Linked DNA regions of Homo sapiens: regions 2, 3 and 4 are each linked to region 1. Evidence: chromatin loops called from intact Hi-C (ENCODE). Cell type or tissue: A673. All regions are shown on one strand.

Region 1 (4,000 bases):
CTGTAACACCCCACGAGATCTGTAAAAACTGTAAGGACAGATATTTTTCCTTTCTGTTGTATCCTTAGTGTATTCAACAGTAATCAATAAATATTTGATGAATTAATGACTAAGTGAATGTATAAATGAATGAAAGACAGAGAAAAGATTATAAATCTCAAACCTCTCCAACTTTAAATGAAGCTGTTATTTTTCCCCCTGTTTTTCTCCCATAGTCACTTTTTCATCAGTGAAGTTTAAGCTGATATATTTTTTTTAATCTCTACTGCAGGAAACGCCAGACTTCTATCCTCATTCAAAAATCTGGGCCTTGCTGAGAACCAAGGTTTTGAAATCCCATCAGGTCACCGCGAGGCCTGACTGGCCTTATTGTTGAATAAATGTATCTGAATATCCCCTGTTGTTTCCATTTGCTTTTTCCTCAAAGGTATGTTTGATTATACCAGGGTCAGGGGACTTTGGTAAGACTGAGAATAGACCAAGTTTTAAAAACATCAGGAATCCTGTAATTTCAGACAGGGTTTCCCTCATAATTCCTTTTCTTTCCTCATCTTTCTCACATCCTGAGGTCACTGCCTTAGAAAATGTGATTGCAGATATTAAATGGCAGAGCACAGATGATCATGAATACAAGAAATTCTTTGAGGACTGGACTACTATTTTAAGGAACAATTGGAAAATACCCAGTCCAGAAACATGTTACCCATCACAGTCTGCTGATTGCAATAACTCCTTTAGGTTTCCTTGGGATTTGATTGAGCATCTATTGTGGCTGGCACAGGTCTACGTGCATGGGCATAGAGCTGCCTATATGGTGGAATAGAGTTTAGTCTTTGAGATTTTCCACTTATCTCAGAATGTAGATTTTGGGTCAGACATAATTGTCTCAAAAAGATTTGAATCATTGAGAAAACAAACAAAAAAAGTACATTTTCTTAACAAGGCTATGGAGCAGCTTCTGGACTTAGCCTTAGTTCTTCCCCAGCAGGGCCAGTTCCCCATTAGTTACTAAGGTGAATGGTGGTAACGTAGAGCCTGTGGTTGTCCCTGATAACCCGGGGCTTGGATGGAGGACTTCCTCTTGTGCTTCCCTGGGAGATCTGCTTCATAGGGCCTGATGGGTTTGTGCTGTGCTAACCTGAGGCAGGTAGGTGGGGAGGCCTGATTCTGGATTAACTTTGGGAATGGTCTCTTCTACTATCAAACCATTCCCAAAAGATAATCTGACAAGGAAAAAAGTGACTATAGACTGGATGAACTGATCAAGAGACCTTTGTGCAGCACACTTTGGTTTATGTGTGGGCCAAAACAACCCTATAAGATTATCCTTATCTTATGAGTAAACTTAGAACTAAGTGAAATCACCTGCCTAATATTGCAAGCAAACAAAGCGACAGGCTTAGGTTTTTATTATAATACAGGACTGACTTCAAATCTAATGCTTCTTCCATTAAGCCACAATCACCTCACGTGAGTTACTCATTGCCTATTTTTTCTATAGAAACTTCAGATAACACCTTCCTATTAAAAAGGACTATGTGTTTATATTCAGGGAAGCAAATCAGATAAAACTAAAGAAGTTCCCCAAAAGAAAAAAAAGGTATGTACAGCTATTAAAAGAAGAATAAGGAGGAGGAGGAGGAGGAAGAGGAGGTAGAGGAGGAGGAAGAGGAGGTAGAGGAGGAGAAGAAGGAGAAGGAAAAGGAGGAGGAAAGAAGAAAGAGGAGGAGGAGAGAAGAGAGAGGAGGAGGAGGAGGGGGAAAGGAGAAGGAGGGGCAGGGGGAGGAAGAGGAGGGGGAGGTGGAGGAAGAAGATGAAAAAGCAGCTTGAATTCCCAAACTCATGAAGAACTAGCCTAGAATGGAAAACTGGGTAGAGAGCTAACAGAGCCTGAGATAACAGCAGGTTTTCTAATATACAGCAGGAAATAGATCACCCATTGAATCAGAAATAATCAGTCAAAAGCTATTGCACACTTGCCAAACACAGTTGCCTGACACTCTAAGGTTTAGGTTAATTTCTTGTGATATTCAGAATATACACGTCTTGAGGTTTAAATCTGACCACTAGAGGATGCTGTAGTCTGCCAAGTGCCTCAGCCAAACCGCCGTCTAACAGCTCTCATTAAATATCACTCTAACAGCAGTTATGGATGCAAGATGGCTTCCAACAACTTGTCTGTGATGCTAGAGGACACTCGAAGGACATCCCTAATATTAAGGACCTTTGCCATGATAAACAGAAATTAAATAATTGAATGCTACAAATTTTCATGTCCAATTGAACCAGTCTACAAGTCTGGAGAGACAAGACTTGGAGATTATAAGCAGAAGCAACCCATTAACCCAAATTGTCTATCTTTAATGGTTCTGTTCTCTCTCTGACCCATCAGAAAGCATGTGGATTGCTATGTTCATGTATGGTAGTTTATCAGGCCATTCTCCCGTTGCTCTAAAGAAATACCTGTGGCCTGGCATGGTAACTCATGCCTGTAATCCCAGCACTTTGGGAGGCCAAGGAGGGTGGATCACCTGAGGTCAGGAGTTCAAAACTAGCCTGGCCAACATGGTGAAACTCCATCTTTACTAAAAATACCAAAATTACCCAGGCATGATGGTGGGCACATGTAATCCCAGCTACTTGGGAGGCTGAGACAGGAGAATCGCTTGAACCCAGGATGTGGAGAATGCAGTGGGCAAAGATTGCACCATTGCACTCCTGCCCGGGTGATAAGAGTGAAACTCCAACTCAAAAAAAAAAGAGATACCTGAGACTGGGTAGTTTATAAAGAAAAGAGGTTTAATTGGCTCATGGTTCCACAGGCTATACAGGAAGCATGATGATGCGGCATCTGCTCAGCTTCTGGGGAGGCCTATAATCATGGTGGAAGGTGAAGGGGGAGCAGTCAGGTCACATAGGCCAAACAAGAGCAAGAGAGAGGGGAGGTGCTACACACTTTCAAACAATCAGATCTCAGGAGGACTCACTCACTACTGAGACAGTCAAGTAAAAAGGGCTCCCTGGAGAACCTCCGACCAGCCTGAACTGGGAGAATGACGTGGAGCCACAGAAGTTCATGCCCTTTGCAGAGGGGAGGAACCCGACCTCTTGAGTTCCTGTGTGGTGGGGCAGAAGCTGGATAACAGGCTTCCTTCTCACTCTACTGAAAGTTTGAAAATTTTTCTCTTTTTCCTTTTTTGCCCGATAAATTCCGTTTTTCTCACCCTTCTATGTGTCCACAAGCCTGATCTTTCCTGGTTGTGTGACAAGAACCCAGTTTTTAGAAGAGCTGAGGAGGAAGTCGTGTAACAGTATCACAGGAACAGCACCAAAGGGATGGGTGCTAAATGATTCATGAGAGATTTAGCACCCACATGATCCAAATTACCTCCCACCGGGCCCCACTTCCAACACTGGAGATTTTGACATGAGATTTGGATGGGGACACCGAGCCAAACTGTATCAGGTAGTTGTGTTTTAAAAGAGATGATTTACAAACCAGAATATGTTTAGAGGAAGGAAACTACCAATATTGATAAGAATTTGAAATTTTTCTCCATGATGAGTGGTTGGAAGAAGCAGGAATATTTGGGCTAAGGAAAGGAAAACCCTTAGAAGTTGGTGGGTCTTTTCAAAAGATTTAAGGGATTAAAATGTTAACACCGTGAAAGCAGAAATTTTATCCTTTTTTTCACTGCTGTATTACAGGCTCAAAACAATATCAAACACCTAGGAGGTACTTAATTAATATTCTTTTTGGTACATAAGTGAATGGGGAAGAGGAATGAACATGATCTGGTTGGCCCCAAAAGGTAGAATTTAGACTAATTGGGTAGAGATTAAAGAGATACTAATTTTCATTCGGTGGGAAAATGTACCCTATAATGGTTAAGATCAGAGGCTCTGATTTAGAGAGGCTGAGTTTGAATCTGGCTCTGCCTCCATCAAGCCCTGTGTCCTGGGAGAAGTTGGAGAATTTCTCAAAGTCTCAGTTTCCTCA
Region 2 (4,000 bases), 360 kb after region 1:
CTGATGCCAGAAATTCAGATGACCATAAACCAGGCAGGGGCATAAATAAATGGCAGCAAACCCCATGTAAAGGAAGAGGAAGCAACAGACATTATGGCTAATTGGAGAATACATATTCTGTCAACAGGCAGCCAATATTTTACTCTAGCTAATGGGCACTGATGTGTGTCTATGAGCCCAGAATTGCCAGGTCTCTTAATTTTTAAAGAAATATAAATGTGAGTGTGAAATCTATAAAATTTAAAATGCTGGCTAAATAAAAAATGTCTGTCCATGTACATATTTATTTAATATCAATCTCACTGTTGTTGGCTGAGTATCCTGGGAAGCAGATCTGAGAAGAATAATAGGATGAAGGAAGTTTATTCGGGAGTGTTCCTGGATCGACATCTGTGGAAGGGAAGAGAAAAAGAAGGATCAGGGAGAGGGACAAGTTAAGCCGTGTTGTGGTCTTAACAAAGGCTTCAGCAGACCTTATATGACCTTATAGGCAGGCATGATACTGGGATAACCCTTTAGAATTCTTCCCCTTTTTTGACTAGAAGGCCAGGCCTCTGGGTGCTCACATTAACCAACTATCGGGTCATATGCCCTGGGTCGGCGGGGCTTTAGACAGGGGCAATTTTCAGAAAAGGGTTGAGAGCACCCGGGGTAATAAATCCCTTAGTCTTAAGGGACCAGGGGCCGGGAACAGTGGCTCACCCCTGTAATCTCAGCACTTTGGGAGGCCAAGGCGGGTGGATCACCTGAGGTCAGGGGCTTGAGACCACCCTGGCCAACACAGTGAAACCCAGTCTCTACTAAAAATACAAAAATTAGCCAGGCGTGGCGGCAGGCACCTGTATTCCCAGCTACTTGGGAGGCTGAGGCAGGAGAATCGCTTGAATCCGGGAGGTGGAATTTGCAATGAGCCAAGATTGTGCCACTGCACTCCAGCCTGGGCAACAGTGCGAGGCTCCGTCAAAAAAAAAGAGAGACCTGGGTAGAATACCAAGTGTCTACTACAGACCACTCTTCATATAGCTCAGATTCACTTCCTCGTTATTGTTGTTGTTTTGTTTTTTGTTTATTTTATTTTATTTTTGAGAGAGACAGGATCTCACTTTCTTGTCCAGGCTGGAGTGCAGTAGTGTGATCACAGCTCACTGCAGCCTTGACCTCCTGGGCTCAACTAATCCTCCTATTTTAGCCTCCCAAGTAGCTGGAATTACAGGCATGTGCCACCACGTTCAGCTAATTTTTAAAACTTTTGTAGAGAAAAAGCTATGTTGGCTAGGCTAGTCCTGAACTCCTGGGCTCAAGCAATTCTCTCCCTTTGCCCTCCCAAAGAGCTAGGATTACAAACATGAGCCACCACAGCTGACCTCAGATTTACTTCTCTGTGTACGTTCAGGGAGCAAAAACTTCAGGATTTAGGGTCTCTTCTCTTGGGAGGTCTCAGGGCCTCTTTTTCCACAGCTGGTCTTAAGACCACAGTAAGACCCATTATTGTCCTCTACTGACCATTCTAGATGCTCCTCACTCTCAGCTAGTACCTTCACTGGTCCAGATGGTTTGCCTGGTGTTAGGACATGGAAGGGGCAGAGTCCCTGGTCACCATGGCTTTCTCAGGCTCAAGTACATTATGGCTGATGTACTTGTCTATACCATTAATGCTGGGCAAGTTAGTACATATAAGAACCCATGTAGTTCACAAAGGTACTATACATACTCTTCCTTTCTTTTATCGTGTAACAGCAGCCTTACCTTCTCCTGATAATCAGGGTCCTACAAGGATGCTGACTCTCCTTGCTTGTTTACAGACTCTGGGCCCATGAGCCCGAAGTACACAGGTAGCAGCTGCAACTTAGAGTTCAGTAGGATTCTTGCTATGCCCCCTGGTGGAAACATTTCTCCTTGGTGAAAAGGCACTAAATAACCCAGAACCGCAGAAGTGGAAAGCGTGTATTTCGAGTTGGGTCCCTGGGAGTGAAGGTAAAAGGGATCACTCCTGCTTCTTCCCCTTGGTTCTTGCATTCATGTATTCTTCCTTTTGGGACACAGCACCATATAAAGGGCATTGATGTAAAATGTCCAGTGCACCCTGGAGGATGGCTCCCTATCCTTGCACAGACTCCTCTCTGAATTGGCACTTCAGTTGTCCCTTCAATAGGCCATTCCTTCACACTCAGGATGGTAGCTTCTGGTTAAAATGGTATTTGATATAACTGTGGATCCTGTGGTCATGTGGCCTTTCTTGTATCTCATTTGTTATTGAGTGGGCCCATTGGTCTCATGTGATGTTTTGTGGGATCCTGTGCCAGTTAATGAGACACTCCTTAAGCCCTCAAATAGTGGTGTTGACTAAGGCCCTAGCAGCAGCAAAGGCAAATCTGTGCCTAGAATGTGTTCATTTCTGTAAAAATTAATCCCTGTGCCTTCTAGTATGAAAGGGGCCCAGTGTATTCAACTTGTCACCAAGTGGCTGCTTGTATCTTTAAGGGATGGTGCCAGATTGGAAAGTAGGGTTGCTCTCTCTTGCTGGCATGACGGACATTTGACAGCACCAGTAGCTGAATCAGCATTGGTCGGTTCCCTGCATTGCCTCTAGCCCTGTCACTGTGCCTACTCTAATCATATGCCCATTGTGCCACATTGGGGCTGCTGATGGCAGAGCCTGGCAGATGTCAACTAACAGGGTCACTTTATGTACCTCATGGTTTAGTGCCTCTTCTGTGATGGATGCCCTCTGGGGGGCATTAACAATGCAATACATGTATCTTGACTCTTCATGCCCATTCCCTTAGGTCCACCCATCTGCTTCTACCCACGACTTTCTTTTCCTCGATCTTTTAATCTTTCCCCTTCCGGGTCCAAGTCAACGCTGCCTAGGGTCTATATATAATCTTAAGCCACGTTTTTGTTTTCTTTCCATATAAGGTAGATGGCTAGGTGCACTGTCTGAAGCCATAGGAAAGTATCTCCTCATTGTTGTCTTTCAGCACCACTCCTGAATGGGGCTGTCATGTGGCCATGGTCTATTTTCAGCTTGCTCTACTCACCAAGATGGCCTACCTGTAAACCAGGCTCAGATTTTTTTCTTCTCTATCAGCTGGTCATAAGGGCCACAGGTGTGTGCTAACAGAAAGGTGCTGGAGCAAAAGTAGTGGATGACATGGGAGACTAGACCACCTGCTCAGGTAGCCTACTTATGCCCTTCAGCATTTCTCATGGCCAATCCTGGATGTACCACTTCCATCTGCAGTGAATTGCTGCTAGGTCCACCTGTTCTTATAACATGTTGAACCTGACAGAACCTTGTGCTGGGCATTTGTGGCTGCGTGGTCACTTGATGACCCTGATAAGGGCTTCTGTCTTTACCAGGGTCCAAAAGGAACTCTTTTTCAGATAGTGTGTAATTTTCTGGTTCCAGAGTCCTAGGAATCTAAATATGATTCTCCTATTGGCATTTGTGTGACCTCCACGTGGCTTTTTTTTCCCACAAATACCTCCAATAACATAGGAGTCATTGAATCATAGGGCCAAAGTGGTTGGGCTGTTTACACTGCAGGCAAATCTGTTACAGAACACTTTCCTATTCCAGGTGTCACTCAAAACTGACAGCCTTCTCTGTATGTGGGTTGTAACACATTTTGGAATATGGAATATGTTGTCTCTAAAACCTGAAGAGACCTACCAGGCTTTGTGCTTCCTTCATTGCAGGAGTTCCCTAGTGCAATAATTTGTTCTTTACTCTGAAAGAAGTTGTGGCATGCCCAATCTGAGATATCAGGCCCCTGAATCTTTGTAGATTTATCTTTATCTTCCATTTTGTAGATAAGAGTTCATGTGCGTTACCAAAGCCTTCAATGTACTTGTCATTTCTTGCTCATCTAGTCATATTTTCATGATGTTATCAATAAAGTATACTACTGGGATGTTCTTTAAGATGTCCAGACAATCTAGATCTTTCAGACTATATTATGGTGGAGGAAAGGATAATTAACATAGCCTTAAGTCA
Region 3 (4,000 bases), 250 kb after region 1:
AGTCTTGGTGTATTATTTTAATTCTAGTATTTATGTATTGAATTGTGGAGGGAGCAATTGCTTCTTGTTTGAATGCTCAGAGAAGTCCCCATGAAGGTGGAAATAGGTTAACTGGGCCATTTTATTGGAAAGTAATTTTGTTGTTATTCTTAGCTTTTTGTTTGTTTTGTTATTCTTTCCTTTCTTTCTGTTGTTCTTTTTTTTTTTTTCTTTTCTGAAGGTGTCTTTTTGATAAGCCATAAGCTCTTCAGAAAACACTTACGAATAGATCACCACATTCCCTGTTCAATTTCACCTTATTTTCCTGGTCAAAGGTCTCTGTTTTTCTGTATTCTACTGTCTGACCACAGGAGGGTAGCATTTTTCCACAAGTCCAGGGAAAAAAGTGTGAGCTCAAGGAAAACCTAAAGCTGATTTTATGTGATATTTTGATGCCCCTTGGTTTTGCATTTCAATTCCCCACATCCATATGAAAGTAATAACCTAAACATAAGCATTGCTTTGTCCATTCCTCCGGCATGATTGTTCACTATCTCGGGTTTTGTAGCCTCTCCTTATTTCAGGGAGGCTGGATTGCTTTCTTCGCCGCAGGCAGCAAATTCATTTCCAAATACAAAGACCCAGCGAAACTTAGCGACCTCCAAATAGTTTCAGACTTGGTCAGACGCCAGATAAAAGAGGTCAAGGCAGTTCATCAGATTCACTCCCTAATTCCCCACCTCTGAAACAAGTTTTCCCCAGAGAACCGACAAGCAAAGGTATGTTATTGTGTCTAGAGTTTTTCCCATTGTGTGGATGACCTTGATTTTTTAAAATAATATTGTTAATGTTTTAAATATTTTTGCCGGAACATTTTATGTTTCTTAAAGGGATTTTTAAAGAAAAAAAAAAGACAATTTAACAAAAAGTTACCGCCCAAGAATCCCAAGAATGAAAAAACAGCAATAATTTCTTCTTGTTCTTACAAAACATTAGCTAGATAAGCTTTTATTTCATTAGTCTGCCATTCCTAACCATAAACGGCATTTTATAAGTCACTCGGTAATTGACCAAGGATCCCTGCTTCTTAGTGCTGTACCTCCTCAGTTATTAGGGGCTGCTATGGGAAAGCGCCATTCAAAATAAGCCAGGTGCTTTAATTTTATTTTAATTACAAATGGAAATTAAGCAGAGATCCAGTGATGCTGGCTTTTACTCCTTCTGATCTATTTTTCTTTCTATTCTGTTACAAGAGGCAATATGTATATAGGAGACATACGGACTGGGTCCTAATTCTATCTCTGCCACTAGGTATGTGTCATTGAAGAAGCGACTTGAGCATTTTAAATCTGCCCCCAAATGGGATAATCATACCATTTACCTTGTCAGGCTGTTGAGAAAATTAAATAAGATATGTAACAGGATTCACACAAAAAGTTGCAATGTGTGCTATATAGTAAAGGCTCAATAAATCACACTTTTATTAATTATGTTGTTCAGTTCATCTGTTAGTATAAAGGGATAAAGTGCAGAAGGATAATACGAGCGTATAAAGCCTGAAAAAACAGGAGCATGAAAGGATGCCTCTTACCCAGACACCCTGCCTTCATCATCCTCCCCTGATTCCTGGTGCTCTCTGAAAAAGCTAAGCAAAACATCATCACCAAGAGCACTGCAACGTTGAGTAAATAAGCAGTGATTTATTTAAATAACCAAAAAAAAAAAGTCTTCCTGTTCAGGATTGGCTTAATAGTTTGTAGAGGAAGAACAAACAAATCTTAGGCAAAAATGCCGAGAACCAGGCCCTGCAGTAGCTAGCCCTCGCAGTACTCACCGACACCACAGGGCGTCGCTGTAGAAAAACCGCTGTGGTTTGGGGCGCCTCTCAGACATCACTGACAATTAACTTTTCATTTGATCATCAATTGTTTAATTTTTCGTGTGTCACTATCACAACAGGAGTCATTTTTTAAGACCTGAAAAGGACCTTAAGAATATTCATTTTTTCATTCTTTCTTTTTTTTTTTTTTTTTTTTTACCAAACATTTATTGAACAACTACAATGTGGCAGGCATGCCTGAATATGAATGAGAAAACTATGTAAGTGGGCCAGGCGCCATGGCTCAGCCTGTAAACCCAGCACTTTGGGAGACTGAGGCAGGAGGATCCCTTGAGCTCAGGAGTTCGAGACCAGCCTGGACTAGCCTGGCCAACATGGCAAAACCCTGTCTCTAGGCATGGTAGCAAGCGCCTATAATCCCAGCTACTGTGGAGGCTGAGGCAGGAGGATCACTTGAGTCTGGGAGGTGGAGGTTGCAGTGAGCCGAGATCACACCACTGCACTCCAGCCTGAGCAACAAAACAAAAACAAAAACAAAACAAAACAAACAAACAAAAAAAATGGGTGCAGTGGCTTATGCCTGTAATCCCAGCACTTTGGGAGACCGAGGCTGGTGGATCACCCGAGGTCAGGAGTTTGAGACCAGCCTGGCCAACGTGGTAAAACCCTGTCTGTACTAAAAATACAAAAATTAGCCGGGCGTGGTGGCACAGCCTTATAATCCCAGCTACTCGGGAAGCTGAGGCCAGAGAATTGCTTGAACCCGGGAGGCAGAGGTTGAAGTAAGCTGAGATCACTCCACTGCACTCCAGCCTGGGTGACAAGAGCAAAAACTCCATCTCAAAAACAGAGAGAGAGAATACTGTGTAAGTGACTTGCCTACTGGTGGAGCTACTAAATGGTTGAGCCAAGACCTGGGTCAGATCATCTGACTTCAAGTTTAGTGAACTTTCCCTAAAAATAACAATGTAATTATTTTATATTATAATAAAATTAATTTATATTATATAATCCGGCCAGGCACGGTAGCTCACACCTGTAATCCCAGCACTTTGGGAGGTCGAGGCAGGTGGATCGCTTGAGGTCAGGAGTTCGAGACCAGCCTGGCCAACCTGGTGAAACCCCTGTCTATACTAAAAACACAAAAATTAGCTGGGCATGGTGGTGGGCACCTGTAGTCCCAGCTATCTGGGAGGCTGAGGCCCGAGAATCAGTTGAACCCGGGAGATAGAGGTTGCAGTGGGCCAAGATCGTACCACTGCACTCCAGCCTGGGTGACAGAGTGAGACCCAGTCTCAAAAAATAATACTACTACTAATAATTAAAGTTTATTATATAATCCTATATAATATATCTTAATATAATTATCAATATAACTAACATATAATTCACTATATATTAAATAAATAACAATATAACAATGACTGAGTCCCTACGATGTATAAAAATTTTTCATGCATTTTTAAATTGGCTATATGGCCTCTAGAGTGATCTGAGGATATAGGCTTTAGAATACTATGTTTGAATCCCAGCTCTGTTCCCCATTAGCTATATGACCTTGATCGACTTAATGAACATCTCTGAGGCTCAATTTTCTCATCCATAAAATAAAAATAATATAATCTGGGCTTATGGTAAGGATTGAATTAAATTAAATTAAAACATTATTTAAAATATTCATAAAATGCCTGGTACAGGGTAGAAGCCCAATCATTATCATTCATGCTCCTAACAAATTTGCATTTACTAAGGAAGAAAGTAACAAATAAAAGTTTAGTAACTTGCCCAGATTTATTCAGCCAATAAGTGGCCAAGTCAGAATCCGAATTCAGATCTGATTCCAAAGCTTATGTTCATTTCACTATTATGTTGCCAGTGTAATTTTGCCTCCAGACATAAATGTCTTTAATATAAATGTCTTTAATAAATGTCTTTAATATTCCTCCATGCACCTGGAACAGGCTACACCTGGAATAGGCTACACATGTAAGAGCTAATCTACACATCTATTAAATGTTAGCAACACTTTTAGACAAGGGGAGGATAGAGAATAGGAACGTTTTGTCTTGTTTTTGTTTTCCTCTTTTTCTGTTCCAATTAATGTACTAAGGATTAAGAGGGAACATAGCTCACTTCCCTCTTTTTCACTGCTCTGTCTTTCTCACTAAAGACAAAAGGATA
Region 4 (4,000 bases), 79 kb after region 1:
AGTTTATAATGCATAAGGGAACCTAAAGTCCCAGAAGGGCAATTGGCCACAGAAAATTGTTCTGAAGTTCTATCTTTGTGTTAACTCTATTCCCGTCTTTCGTCCATGAGTACAACCCAGGTCATCGAGCTTTTTCTGGGAGAGAATTTGATGAGGGAATACCTCTACTTGGCATGTCTGAATGAAAGGCCTTTAAGCATTTCTGGAAGTATGGTAAAGCCCTGCTATGCCAGGATAGCAGGGATGCTCAAAAGAATCTTAAATATACCTATTTCCTCTGGCTGAGTCTGATGCATGCAAAAGTCCAGTTCTTTCTAACTGCATATTTACTTTTGGATTTTTCCAACTTGGATCCTATTCTCTCAAAATTACAAACTTTGATCTCATCTTCCCAGAATTCAGTTGTCTGGAAACTTCTATCTTCAACACCACTAATAATCAGAAACAATAATAATTGTAAATACTTGTGTATATCAGTTAAGTGTAATTATATATAATATTGTACTCCTATTAAACCATGACATCTATTCTATTACATTATATAAATACACTTATCTTCACCAAAATTCTGTGTATAATTTTATGGATGAAGAATCTGAGACTCAGAGAGTCTCTGACAAAGTAAAAGTACAAAAATAAATTAACTAAAGTCCAAACATTGAAGTTAATGCCATGTATCATGTATTCATAATAACATTGTCCTAATGATGTCTGTGTCTTTTTCTAAGACACAGTCAACAAAGTTAGTTCTTTAATCTTTAATCTCCCAAGAAATAAGAAAGTACGGAGCAGATGAGAGTCTATTCTTTGCAGGCTCAGTGGCAGATGTGATAAATATAATTGCTGACAACAAAAGAGGAGAGTACAAAAGGCCATAAAAATCAAATATCAGAACCAAAACCTCCATGGTGGTCTGGAGTGATTAGGGCAGGATGGGTATCTTTGTCCTCCTGGATGAATCCTAAGACAATCCTAGGTAAGTGAAACCAAAGACAATCACTAGTTCTTACAGTGATGATACAGAGATAGCAAGTCAAGATTTTGTTACTGTTGGCATTCTCTGTTAATAAAGCAAGGAGTGGTTAATCAAGCAGAATCCAACAAAACTCAAAGGTTTGGAAACCTAAAATAATAGATCTTGAGTTCTCCAAATTATTTGAAGACAGCTTAGTCTTAAAATAAGATTTTCTTGCACTGGTTAATATTTTGCTGACATGCTGTTCTCAGATCATTGGTAAAGTGTTTCTTAGTGTAGATCTAAGTTGCATCCGCCAAGGTCGGTTTGTTGATGTTTTCCCTTAGGTTCTAGTGTTCAAGAAGTACTCAATGGCATCTTACAGAATCTACAATAGGTGCTGAGGCCAGACCTTATTTCCTTTTTTTTTTTTTTTTTTTGAGACAGAGTCTAGCTCTGTTGCCAGGTTGGAGCGCAGTGGCATGATCTCTGCTCACTGCAACATCTGCCTCCCCGGTTCAAGCGATTCTCCTGCCTCATTCTCCTGACTAGCTGAGACTACAGGCACGCACCACCATGCCCAGCTAATTTTTGTATTTTTAGTAAAGAAGGGGTTTCACCATCGTGGCCAGGATGGTCTCAATCTCTTGACCTCATGATCTGCCCACCTTGGCCTCCCAAAGTGCTGGGATTACAGGCATAAGCCACTGTGCCTGGCCCTAACTTTTAAACTATATCCACACAAGGATCTGGGTACACTCACAGAGATACTGTAACAGGACTGAAAGACATCCATCACCCATTTTAAATGTTTATATTTTTGTACCAATCTTTAATTTTTTTACCATTAAACAGCTTATAGTAAACTATGATTAATTTTATATAATAAATGCTGTAATTATTTTTGTAAGGAGCACACTGATATTGCTCTGTATCTTTGCTTTAAAACAGTATTAATGGGTTTAATAGGTTTAAAATATGTAACAACTTTCAGAGAATTCTTTTGGATTTTTATTCATCTTTAATGCAACTGGAGGCTCCAAAATAGAAGTGGCCTAAGCCTTACTTGGCCTTGGAGAATCTTTGGCAATTTATTTATTAACCTCAAAGAAGTTCAGTGAACTTTTAAGAGTCTGGGTGTGATCTTAATGGTGTCACATAAAGGGTCATGTGGAAGCTGGTGGCTTCTTATAGACATAGTGCCCCCTGTCATCATTAAATATGACACAGCTGGCCAGAGAAGACTTGTTTTCTTTTGGTAAGCACAGCTGGAAAAATAATTCAAGAGCCATCCTGGGTCCTCTCCTCAATATCTCTAGCTGCCCTTTGGAAACAGGCCAATTTGCTGTGTTCGTTCATTTATTTGATATTTTTTGCCCTAAGAAACAAATGAAGCAACTTGCTTTAATGAGAGAGAGAGAAAAATAGAAAGAGAGAGGAAGGAAGGAAGGAAGGAAGGAAGGAAGGAAGGAAGGAAGGAAGGAAGGAAGGAAGGAAAGAAGTTAGGAAGGAAGGAAGGGAGGGAGAAGGAGGGAGGGAGGGAGGGGAAAGAAAGCTGGCTAGCTAGCTGAGTGCTGCAGGGGAGGGTTACTGGATTCAGCCTTCTGATTAGCCTTGGAAAAATGCCAGCCTCCACAGAGGAGCATATTTCAATTCTGTTTTTCAGGGCTGAGCCTTTTGGAGAAGAACATCATTAAGAGGTTAAGGGCTTCAAGGGCCTTCTGGTAGCTCTGGAGAATTCACAAGGAAACCAGAGCCAACTCAAAACATAATACCCTAGACCAAAAACAAGAGGAGGAAGACAAATCTCCTTGGCAGAATCCTTATACTCATTAGGATATTCACTACTGTGGAGCATTCACAAATAAAAACTCAAAGTAGCATTGAACTGTCCAATCAAGCAGCCTATCTGTGAATTATTTTCTGAATAATGGAGAGACAATAAGGATAAATTACTAATCCAGGTTTCTGTGTGTCAAACCTCAACCTAATCCCATTAGTGAACAGTAGATATTTTAAAAATAACAGGGCTATAAGTTTCCTTTGAGATCAAAGTCTAATGCCTGCATTTTATTGTGAGGGATGCACAGATTCTAATTAAAAGATTTCTCCTCCACAAACACCCACTCAAATACTACTATTCAAGTACCATCAGCAATTTTTGTATCTTTAGCAGGTTAACCAGCCTTCTACAAAAAAGTCACTTCAAATTAAGTGGATAAGTTTTATTTAGATAATGCGTGTGAGAGTGATCATTGGTTTGTCTCAGGTCAGACAGCCTTGGCTTGAAGCCTGTCGCACCTCCTGCAATCCAAAAAAAGAAAAAAGGATCCACATGAGTACTTCTCTCAGTGTCAGTGTAAGGATTCATAAGATGATGACTTAAAGAACTAACATGGAACAAACTCATTTATTTCTCATAATAAGTACTCAGTAAAGTTGATTATGATTACAGGTACTATTTGGAAAGTTTCTCACAGGGAAAAAGCCTAACATTGCAGATTAGGAAAATGTATGGAATTCTAAGGTGAGTCAAAACTCAGTTCTATTTCAGGTTTCCAATGCTGTAAATCAAGGAGGCTTGTAAAATATCTACTATGTGCCAAGAATTGTGCTAGACTTTTTTTTTAAGTCATTAGTACTTACATTTCAGTAATTTCTTCAATTCTAACACCGAAATAGTGTAGGGATCATTAACAACTCAGTAAGTTAAAAAAGAAATGCCTGGAGGAAGGACTAGCATCATTTCTTGAAGGACCAGCTGACATAACAAACGTAGGATTATGAACAGCTGTTCATTCACATACATAATAAGCATTTATTGAGCACTAACAATCTACTTTCTTCATCATACCACATAAACTAACCCCCATCTCTCTATTCCCTTATCTTGCTGGACTTTTTCTTTTTAGCACTTGTCACCTGCTAGCCTTCAAATTTATTTAATTTATTTTTTGTCATTATTGCCTGTCTTCCCTCACAAAATTGCAAACTTCATGGGAGCTAGACTTCGTTAGTTGTTTCCCATAGACCTGGCACATAGTA

The links. Hi-C counts contacts between places; a loop is a spot of excess contacts. Peaks named below come from ENCODE experiments on the same cell type or tissue, not always from the same donor. Only the 100,000 strongest peaks of a DNase experiment are listed, where the experiment ranks them.
Region 2: a loop joins it to region 1, with 3 times the contacts of the local background. A loop is called at or near these places in 14 of 110 quality-filtered maps.
Region 3: a loop joins it to region 1, with 4 times the contacts of the local background. A loop is called at or near these places in 3 of 110 quality-filtered maps.
Region 4: it touches region 1 in a loop (11-fold over the local background); 2 of 110 quality-filtered maps call a loop at or near these places.

What each region holds. Positions count from the first base shown.
Region 1 is chr5:147,820,978-147,824,977 of GRCh38, reverse strand. It overlaps SPINK1 (serine peptidase inhibitor Kazal type 1), which reads left to right. Exons shown (of 4, transcript NM_001379610.1): 4 at 272-396. The coding sequence ends at 317. Among named protein-coding and RNA genes, the nearest start is that of SPINK1, 8.7 kb to the left of the region's middle. In A673, a CTCF peak has its summit at 2,059 (motif pointing right); a DNase peak (open chromatin) is centred at 2,077; H3K27ac peaks cover 2,151 bases.
Region 2 is chr5:147,462,282-147,466,281 of GRCh38, reverse strand. The region is part of intron 1 of DPYSL3 (dihydropyrimidinase like 3); the gene reads left to right. Among named protein-coding and RNA genes, the nearest start is that of DPYSL3, 46 kb to the left of the region's middle. In A673, a CTCF peak has its summit at 1,875 (motif pointing left); a DNase peak (open chromatin) is centred at 1,871.
Region 3 is chr5:147,574,963-147,578,962 of GRCh38, reverse strand. All of the region lies in intron 1 of JAKMIP2-AS1 (JAKMIP2 antisense RNA 1), which reads right to left. Among named protein-coding and RNA genes, the nearest start is that of JAKMIP2-AS1, 17 kb to the right of the region's middle. In A673, CTCF peaks have their summits at 335 (motif pointing right) and 1,825; DNase peaks (open chromatin) are centred at 362 and 1,832.
Region 4 is chr5:147,742,452-147,746,451 of GRCh38, reverse strand. All of the region lies in intron 1 of JAKMIP2 (janus kinase and microtubule interacting protein 2), which reads left to right. Among named protein-coding and RNA genes, the nearest start is that of JAKMIP2, 38 kb to the left of the region's middle. In A673, a CTCF peak has its summit at 2,156; DNase peaks (open chromatin) are centred at 2,291 and 2,601; H3K4me3 peaks cover 627 bases; H3K27ac peaks cover 3,742 bases.